Linked DNA regions of Homo sapiens: region 2 is linked to region 1. The links are chromatin loops, found by intact Hi-C in ENCODE. Cell type or tissue: HepG2. All regions are shown on one strand. Each heading gives the region's core, and the rest is flanking DNA. Links, peaks and the distances in the headings are about the cores only. Region 1 overlaps PDLIM5 (PDZ and LIM domain 5). Region 2 has its middle 23 kb from the start of PDLIM5.

Region 1 (5,389 bases), core at 156-5,155:
GAACAGCGTGAACCGGGAGGCGGAGCTTGCAGTGAGCCGAGGTTGTGCCACTGCACTCCAGCCTGGGCGACAGAGCGAGACTCCGTCTCATAAAACAAACAAAGAAACAAACAAAAACCACCAAATATAGTTAAGATTCATATTAGGAGAATAAGCATCAATAACAGAACCATATTCAAAATTCTTTTTCACAGGCTTTAAACAATGTATATAAAATTAACTGCTTCCGGAAAACTTTCATAAAGGTCAGATGCTGAATGAGGGTCATATACAGGATAATAGTAGTATCAGCAAGCACAATTCATAATCTGAAGTTTGACTATTTATTTTTTTCTTCCTTTCAAGAAAAGCTTAGAGCCCTAAAGAGACAGAGTTCCCGCCTTTCATATTCAGGCCTTCTCTTACGAAGCTCTTTGTTGATACAGGAATTCTTTGAGGAATAGAACAAATAGCTGAATAAAGGTTGCATTAGGCAACATATAGTTTCTTTGTTGACATGAGGGTCATAATACCTCCCTTGCAGAACTGTTTTGAGGACGCAATGAGGTAATGTATGTAACATATCTGGTGGAGTGCTTGACACAAAGTAAGCAGTGATAGAAGGCACCTTCCCCGTAAGCAGATGACCTAAACTCTGGAGTTCTGGAAATTATTCTATTTCTGATTATATACTATTAGAATCAAATTACTAACAGGATCAATTTCAAGGAAAACAGTAACAACAAAAAAACCTAGAGATAAGCAAGAAAATATCACTTAATGAGTACCTACCAAATGCCAATAATTTCACTTGACCCATCATATAAATTATCTCATTTATTCTTCCTGACAAAGTAGTATGTTCTCATTTTAAATATAGGAAACAGAAGCCCAAATAGGCTAATTTGACCAAAACTTAAATTTGAAAGTGGCAGAAGCCGGATTAGAACCCAAGTGGTCCAGAAGCCTATATGCAGCCCTAACATTCTACCTTCTGGCTGCCTTCTGGAATAACATCAAAGAGAAAGTTATAAAATAACTTTGGTAAAGAATTTCAGAGAGTAATGGCTCCAAACAATGAATAACTACTTTCTATTAACAAACAGCTATTCATTTTCAATGACATGTTTATAGAATGCCATTTTTGGTTTAATTCAAGTAAACACAGAAGTTACTCATTGTATATAATATATACATATATGTCTATGTGTATTCAATATATACAGATACATAATATATCTGCCTATCTATAGAGTGAACACTTTACAGACTGTACAATATGCACATAAATAAGAGATTAAGTTCTTCACAAAATTCCCAGTGAAAGTTCAGTAAGTAGATGCAAAAACAAAGAACAGGTTTCAGTCCATTGTTCTTTACTTTTCCAGAAAAGAGGAGTATTTTTTCCCTATACTAACAGGAAATCTCTAATAATTTCATTTTTCAGCAGGATGGGGTTGGAGGTTCCTTAGTGAATACCTTCTCTGGTGCTAAATTGGGTGTTCTATTTAAAATAGTAACCAGCTTCTGACATTAGTAGTCATGCAGATCCCAAGATACCACATCACATAATCTTCTTGTGGGTCTTGAGAAAATAAAGGAAGTGGCATCATGGTCCCCATTACAACTATCGATGGTGACATGCTACCAATAACAGAATGAATTAGATTTCAGGACTGATGTGTGCCCCATGATACAGGGGGCTGCATACTGAGCATGCAAGATTGACAGAAATAACTACGATGGTTCCTTCTAATTTTGTTTTGACTACACATTCATATAACTGCATATATACCTAATCACTGAATAATACATTTTTTATCGTGTTCAGCTCTTTTTGAATCAGCCTGTATTTTTATAAACATACAAACAAACACCCTTATATTATAGTCAAAATCTAGCTCCTGTCAACCTGTTTATCCTGTAAGGATTAATATGGCCTTCTGCATTACCAGAAATTATTTAACCAATCAACTTATCATTCCCAACTGGTAATTATTTTACCCAGCATCACTTCAAGTTCAAGGGCAACACTCATGCTGTGTCTTTTCCTTAAAACAATTTATTTCATTAATTTATTAATTAGTTCCACAAATATTTATTAAACCCATGATACAGAAGGCTCTGTTGTAGGAGGTGGGGCAATGGTAATGAATAAAACAGACGGGCTGGGCGTGGCGGCTCATGCCTGTAATCCCAGCACTTTGGGAGGCCGAGGCGGGCGGATCACGAGGTCAGGAGATCAAGACCATCCTGGCTAACACGGTGAAACCCCGTCTCTACTAAAAATACAAAAAAATTAGCTGGGCGTGGTGGCACTCACCTGTAGTCCTAGCTACCTGGGAGGCTGAGGCAGGAGAATCGCTTGAACCCAGGAGGTGGAGGTTGCAGTGAGCTGAGATGGCCCTACTGCACTCCAGCCTGGGAGACAAAGCAAGACTCTGTCAAAAAAAAAAAAAAAAAAAGAGACAAAATTCCTCCTTTGAAGGTGCTTACATCCATTTGAGAGAGGCAGACTAACAAGCAAAATATTTCACATGGTAGTAAGTGCCATGGAGCATAATAAAGCAAGACACAGGAAAGGACACACTATTTTATACAAAAGGGTCAGAGAAGGCCTCTCTAATGAGGTGAACTCTGAACAGAAACCTGAAGTACGGAATTCCTGGCAGTCCAAATAGCAAGTGCAAAGTCCTGAGGCAGGAATGTACCAGTGGGGCTAGAAAGGTTCCAGGAAAAGCTGGGGAAAGCAGTGAGAGATAAAGCTGCAGAGATGGCTGGGGGCAGAACACATAAAGTACATGAACCCATTACAAGGAATTGGTCTTTTATTCTGAGTGAGATAGAAAAGTATTTCTAAGGCCGGGCACGATGGCTCATGCTTGTAATCCCAGCACTTTGGGAGGCCAAGGGGGGTGGATCACAAGGTCAGGAGATCTAGACCACCCTGGCCAACATGGTGAAACCCTGTCTCTATTAAGAATACAAAAATTAGCCAGGTGTGGTGGCGCACGCCTGTAGTCCCAGCTACCCAGGAGGCTGAGGCAGGAGAATCGCTTGAACCTGGGAGGTGGAGGCTGTAGTAAGCCGAGACTGCACCTCTGCATTTCAGCCTGGGAGACAGAGTAAGACTCTGTCTCAAAACAGAAAAAAAAAAAAAAAAGAAAGAAAGAAAAAAAAAAAAGAAAAATTGCTAAATGCAGTACTTCATTTTGGAAGAAGATTAAATCCAAATCTCAGTGTTAAGCAATAAATGATCTGTACAAGCCTACTTACTAAAAGAAAGGAAGAGAGAAGGAATAAAAACTGCCCCAAATCTTAAATATATTGTGATGAACAAAACACAAATAGAAAACAACAAAATATCTAATTTGTCTTTCATCTTTTCAAAGTATGAGACATGCTATTTGAGGTTCACCTTTATATGCACCCTGTCCTATGCTAATACCAGAGGCACATCTCTTTTTCTATTCCTGTCCAGGCTAAACGTGTTAAATTGCAAACCTTTTTTGTAAAGTGAGTATTTTAAAGTATTTCAATAAAATTTAAGGGGATAAGTATTCCAGCATTCAACACAGCCTTATTAGGAAAACAAAGTCAGTCTGCTATCTTCTGTGTAGAACACATGAAATGAAGATTCTTCACAATCTCAACTTAGCTTTTTCCAGTTACGTAACACTTAAAAAATAACTTTGGGTGAGTTTAGATATTTTTAAAAATCTGGAGTTATTCATAAGAATCAAGGAATTTAAAAATTAGTGATCAAATGTGGCTACTTTAGCCATACATAGGCCAAGTCTATCCTTGTTTAATAACTTCAAGATGAGCCTTTAATTTCACATTCATTAATAAGTAGAATCTTGTCCAACATCCTTATCACTAAATCTCATATTATTAAATTAAGTCAAGGCATTCAAAGTGATAATAATATCTACATCTAAAAATAGGAACTTAAAAGCCAGCTAAATTTTCAAATATTTATTTTTACAACTTCTTATATTATTTGTGATTTATCTCACATTTATACCATCACAGAACTGAAACTCATTCAACTGTTTATTAATAATCTTTATTTTTGTTTATAGAAAACTGAATTTTGCTTATAATAGAAGACTTGTTTATATTACTGATTGATAATTTAATGGATTTTGTTGAAAATTTAAGCAAATTAGAATCCCAAAGCTCTTCAGTATTAAAGTATTAGTATCTTTTTTTCTAACAAGGGAACCATAGAAAACATAAATTATATTCTTCTTCTTCTGATACCTTTTCTATGTTACAGTTTAAAAAACTGAAACCACAGCCAATTAGCAACACATTATGTCTAATTTACCAAAAGGTAAGCTTCTTAAATTCCCAAGAGAATTAATGCACCCTCTCTCCACCACTCTTTGAATCTAATAGATTAAGAAATGACCTAAAATGCTGCTGAACATACACAAGTCACAACGTATGTTACTCACATCATGGAATCTCAACACCCAAACTGGACTATACTTGTTCAATGGGACAAATCCACTAAACAAAAACCTTGAGAACTGTGGCAATGTGAAATTGCTACAAAAGTTCCTAAATGCTTATTCTCAATTTCAGTGCTTATCTCCCTACAGACCAGGAACAAACAGTTTAGACTGGTACCAGTCCAGGACCCACAGATTAAATAGCACTGACCTGGAAAACTGTTTTCACACTTTTATCACAGTGGGTATCAGAAATACATTTTGTATCATTATCTACCTAATACAAGTATGAAGCAATAACATACATATTTTCCTGTGGAACCTATTAAAATATATTATTTTTATTTGCAAAACAAAAACAAACTAGCTTGGGGGAAAGGATGCTGGTCTTGACCCAAAAAAACTGAATATATAAGCCTCAGTTTGATAAACACCAACCTTGACTCAAAGGTGGAGCTCTCAGAAAGGTCTGGAGGCCTGATAGGCCACATAATAAACAAGATGACTGGTTAATAGGGGTCACAAACAAATGTCCACTGAATTGCAGTGAAAAAGCCCATTCATAAAATACTATTAAACTATTTTAACTTTTAAAAAATTCTGCACGCAATGATATCCTCAAAGACATAAAATAAGCAGATCTACCAACAACACAATTAACACAGAGCTCTGGCTAGTACATGTCTGCAAAGCTCACTGCCACCAAATTTGCTTCTGACATAATCAAAATTACTAAGAAGAACAGAAATGCTGACCATGATTATGCTGACCATGGATTACTATATGTGTTGTTCCAACAATAACATCCTGTAGCAAGTGCTTATAAAACTGAACTAGACAAGAGAGATTTCCCCTCTTTGGTGATGACTAAAAATGTGAAGAAGCCAGACACTGATGCCTATCTCTTAAGATAAATAATCTGAAAAGTATTAGATTCCTTGGTGGGAGAA
Region 2 (5,389 bases), core at 138-5,137, 140 kb after region 1:
GTGTTCCAGAAGCAGCAGATCAGAGTGATCCAGTGGAGCAGAGTGATCCCGCTTAATATAGAATGCTGCAGCCCTGAAGTCTCATGAAAGCCATGATATTGTCTGGAGCAACCAAATGTGTGGTTAATACACATGGGCCCAGCCTTCCACTGGGAGATACTTGTCAAGATTTCCTTAGAAATGAGTTGTACTGCTGGGAGGAGTGGCTCACGCCTGTGATCCCCGCACTTTGAGAGGCTAAGGTGGGCAGATGGCTTGAGCCCAGGAGTTTGAGACCAGTCTGGCCAACATAGCAAGACCCCATTTCTACTAAAACACAAAAAATTAGCTGGGTGTGGTGGCATGCACCAGTAGTCCCTGCTATTTGGGAGGCTAAGGTGAGAAAATCACCTAAGCCCGTGAGGTCAAGGTTGCAGTGAGCTGTGATTTTACCACTGCACTCCAGCCTGGGTGACAGAGTGAGACTCTGCCTCAAAAAAAAAAAAAAAAAAAGAGAGAGAGAAATGAGTTGTGCATCTAAAAAGAACACATCAAACAATACAAATATTAACAATATTTTCTTTTGTTTTTCTCTTTACCTACATTGAGACAAAGTTTTTACAATACACAATTAAGCACCTATTCTAGTGTGTTAGATTGTTGGCAATATTTTAAAAACCAGTACTGGAGCTAGTCCAATTATTTCTGATTAGCTCTTTCTTTGTGCCTCTGCTAGGGAAAAACAATGGGTATCTCCAAACATTTGACTAGTGGTAGTTAAGCATAATAGGGTCTAGAAGGATTATAGGAAAACAAATGATAGGAAACACTTCATTAAACTATCTAGATAGCTAGAGATGCTCAAGCTTCATTCATTCAAAAAATATTTATTAAGCACCTGCTTTATGACAGGCATTGTTTTATTTGCTTATTTGTCTTGAGATAGGGTCTCACCCTGTCACCCAGGCTGCTGAAGTTCAGTGGTACGATCTTGGCTCACTGCAACCTCTGCCTCCCAGGCTCAAGTGATCCTCCCACCTTAGCCACCTAAGTAGCTAGGACTACAGACACGTGCTGCCATCCTCAGCTAATTTTTAAACTTTCTGTAGAGACGAGGTCTCAAACTCCTGGGCTCAAATGATCCTCTGGCTTCTGCCTCCCAAAGTGCTGGGACTACGGGGATGAGCCACCACATACAACCCAAGCGCTGTTTTAGGAATGTGACTCTGGTGATTTAAAAAATGTCTTTGCCCTCAGGAACTTAACATTTTGATGTGTATCACAGGCAATAAAACACGTACGTACATTATTTTTGAGTGATGCTAAATGCTAGAAAGACTGATAAAGCATGGCAAGGGAATCATGAGTAATGGTGTGATGGGATGAGATGATATTTTAGGGCAAGAGCTTTCTGAGGAGGTGACATTTAAGCAGACTACTGAGTGATATAAGAGTGAGCTTCACAAAAATTTGAGGAAAAGTACTTCAGACAGAATAAAAAGCAAAAAACAAACAAAAACTAAAAAATATCTTGAGAAGCAAATGTATTGAAGCTGTTTTTAGTATAGTACAGAGGCAGGTTTTGCTAAAACGAACTAGAGAGAAGTTGGAAGTCAGAGAAGTAGACAAAGACTAGATGATTGCAGGCTTTGCAGACTATGAAAAAGTCCTTGAGTTTCACTCTAGTGCAACAGAAAGTTATTAGAGGGTTTTTGACAGGAGTAGGACATAATTTCATATATGAAGGCTTTAAAAGGCAAAAGTGGAGTGAGAGAGACCAGTTAGGGGAGGGATGGTGGCTCCGATCTAGCTGTGGTAGCATCAGATATGGTAAGAAGCTGTAGAATATTGCAAATATTTTGGGAGTGGATTTGAAAAGAGTTGCTGATGGCTTAAGTGTAGAGAGTAATTAAAACAAAAAGAAGAGCCAGGAATGATCCCAACATTTTGGCCTTGAGCATATGAATGAACGGGGTGTCATTTACTGGAATATAGATAGCAGTCAAGGCAAATGAGAGAGCAAAGGTTTCTAAGAGAAAAGCAGAGTACTGCCTGATGATATAAATATATATAAAAACTCAATAAGAAATGTCAAAATTTTAGGAGCTGCAACATAAAGATCATATTTATACAAATGTCATGAGACTTTAATATTATTCATGTTTCTAGAAGGGGGATAAGTTTGGGCAGAGATGCTTTAACTTTTCCTTTTTATACATTTCAATGCCTGTTCAAGCTTTTAAAAATTTTGTTCATGTGTCACTTTCATTTAAAAATGTCTTAATGTAGCAATAACAAGGTAATAAGAATTAATAGTTAAATGAGAGATGTTATATAAACAGATAGGATTGTTACCCTGTTTATGAATTACTCTTATTTTAAAATTTAATATACCAATTACAAGGTAGTAAGAATTTTAATAAGTTAAATGAGAGATCCTATAAAAGCAGATAAAATGAAAAGTCAACTGCATTTACCTGCTTTACCGGTTTTAAAACTATCCAACCTCTAAACACTTTCATGAGCCTTACAAGAAGACAAGTGTGTCTTCAGAGCTCCCTTCTAACTTTATATTTGACATAAACTCCGACTTGTTCCTTAGTTTAAAGTTTGCTTTCTTTTCCCAGCTATGCTTTACACAGCTCCACTTGTAGTATGATATGCCCTGCCTCAGGCTCTAAAATGGTTTATACACATCTCTCTCAAAAGCATTTGTCATCTGTCCCTAATCCAGTGACTGCTACAGACCCAAACCAGTTGGCCTTGATCAGCTCAATGAGGCCTGTTTGTTTGCTCTTTGGAACTAGGTAGCAAATACAAGGGTATTCCAACTTGCCATATTACCTGATGCCTTCAACATGAAATCAGTTAGCACAGTGGCTGTAATGAAGTCACTCTTTCTGTTTAGATAAGGGAGTAGCCAAAGCTCTCAAGGACATTTTCACAGACTCCTATAGAGAAGGGATTAGGGTCTCTATTAATATACTCAGTCCTGGGATTCCTGGAACATGGGCTATTCTACTGATTTTTTTCCCCTCACATTCTTCCAATGAGTTACCCTTCATCTCCCCATACTGGGGTCTTATTTCAAGGGTGTTTACTAGCTCACTTATAATGTCAACTTGCTATTTTTAAAGATGTGATTATCAAATCATTAATTCATTTTAATGTCAGCTTTATTGAAGGGTAATTTTAAATGTACAATTCAGTGAGTCTTGACAAATGTATACAGCTGTGTAACTCCCATCATAGTAAAGAAATAGAACAATTCCATCACCCCAAAGGGTTTCTTCATTGCCCCTTTGTAGTTAATCCTCTCTCCCTAATCCACACACACCCAGATTCTGGCGACTGCTGATCTATCTGTTGCTATAGTTTTGCCTTTTCTACAACTTCATGTAAATGGAATCATATAGAGTTTTGTGGATGGCTTCTTTACCTTCACATAATAATTTTGAGATTCATCCCTGTCTTGTGTGTATATGTAGTTTGTTCCTTTTTATTGCTGTGTAGTATTTCGTTGTATGACTATCCCACATTTTGTTCATCCATTCACCAGTTGATTGATGTTTGTTTATAGTTTACACAAATTTGCTTATGAGTTTTTGTGTGAATTAAGAAGTAGGATTGCAGGGTTGGGTTTAAATCTACCATCTTATTATTTATTTTCTATTTCTCCCATCTGTTTCCTGTTCCTTTTTTGGCCTATTTTCCTGCATTCTTCTGGTTTAATTATATTTAGTATTTCATTTTGTCTCCACTATTAGTTTATTAGCTTTAGCTCTTTGTTTTATTTTTTTCTTGGTTTCTCCAAGGACCTACAATATACTTTTGTTGAGACAAGGTCTTGCTCTGTTGCCCAGGCTGGAGTGCAGTGGTGAGATCATGGCTCACTATAGCCTCAAACTCCTGGGCTCAGGCTATCCTCCCACCTCCCAAGTAGATGGGACTATGGGTGTGCACAAGCACACCTGCCTAATTATTAATTTTTTGTAGAGATGGGTCTCACTTTGTTGTCTAGGCTGGTCTTCAACTCCCAGGCTCAAGCAATCCTTCCAGCTCTGCCTCCCAAAGTGCTAAGATTACAGGCATGAGGCACCATACAGTATTCATTCAAATAATATAATATTGCTTCACACATAATATTAAAAAAGATAACAATATTCTTCCATTTCCCATCATCTTTTGTGCTATTTTTGTCCTATGCAATACTTTACATGTATTATAAACACTACAATGAATCATTATTATTTTTGCTTTAGCCAATCATCTTTAATTAGGTTTAAAAGAATTTCCAGCCAGGCACAGTGACATGCACCTGTAATCATAGCTACTCAGGAGGCTGAGGTGGAGGATTGCTTGAGCCCAAGAGTTTGAGATCAGCCTGGGCAATATAGTCAGACCCCATCTCAATAATATCCCATTATTTTAACCATTGCTTGGATCAGGGAGGCATTATTCTTTGTGTAGAACCAAATTTCCATCTGGTATCATTTTCTTCTTGCCTGATAAACTTCCTCTAATGTCTTTTCTATAAGGTGGGTCTGCTGGTAGTAAGGTGGCTTGGCTTTTATTCCCTAAAAATGTCTTTATTTCTCCTCCATTTTGTTTTCTTTAAGAGACAAGGTCTTACTTTATGCTCAGGCTGGACTCACACTCCTGGGCTCAAGCAGTCCTCCAACCTCAGCCTCCCAAGTAGCTGGGGCTACAGGTGTGTGCCACTATGCCTGGCTCATCTTCATTTTGAAAGACGTTTTCATTTAGTATCAGTCCTAGGTTGGCAGGTTTTATTTTGTTTTTGTTATTTTCCTTTTCAGTACTTTAAGGTTGCTGTTCCATGTCTTCTGGCTTACATAGTTTCTGACAAGAAGTCTGTTGTTATTCTTATCTTTGTACCCCTGTATTTTTTTTCACTCAGGCTGCCTTTAAGATTTTTGTCTTCATCAACAGCTTTCAGCAGTACATTTATTTATTTATTATTTAATTTTAGATTCATGGGGTACATGTGCAGATTTGTTACAACTGTCTGTTGTGTGATGCTGAGAGTTGGGCTTCTATTGATCCTATCACCCAAATAATAAGCATAGTATCCATTAGGAAGTTTTTCAATCCTTTCTCCCTCCCTGGCTCCCTGTTTTTGGAGCCCCCAGTGTCTATCATTCCCATCCTCATGTCTGTTGTACCCAATGAGTAGTTCCTGCTTATAAGTGAGAATATGCAATATTTGGTTTTTGTTTTTGTGTTAATTCACTAAGGATAATCCATTCTACTTGCCTTTTTATGGCTGTGTAGTTTTCCATAGTGTATATCTACCACACTTTTTTTATCCAATCTACCATTGATGGGCATCTAGGTTGATTCATGTCATTGCTAGCATAAATAGTGCATATGTAATAGTGTATATCATAAA

Evidence for each region. Hi-C counts contacts between places; a loop is a spot of excess contacts. Peaks named below come from ENCODE experiments on the same cell type or tissue, not always from the same donor. Only the 100,000 strongest peaks of a DNase experiment are listed, where the experiment ranks them.
Region 2: a loop joins it to region 1, with 2.2 times the contacts of the local background. A loop is called at or near these places in 1 of 110 quality-filtered maps.

What each region holds. Positions count from the first base shown.
Region 1 is chr4:94,561,712-94,567,100 of GRCh38, reverse strand. The region is part of intron 3 of PDLIM5 (PDZ and LIM domain 5); the gene reads right to left. Among named protein-coding and RNA genes, the nearest start is that of PDLIM5, 110 kb to the right of the region's middle. In HepG2, for the core only: no CTCF peak of the experiment used is centred there; DNase peaks (open chromatin) are centred at 490 and 2,650.
Region 2 is chr4:94,426,450-94,431,838 of GRCh38, reverse strand. No RefSeq gene overlaps it. Among named protein-coding and RNA genes, the nearest start is that of PDLIM5, 23 kb to the left of the region's middle. In HepG2, for the core only: no CTCF peak of the experiment used is centred there; a DNase peak (open chromatin) is centred at 2,798.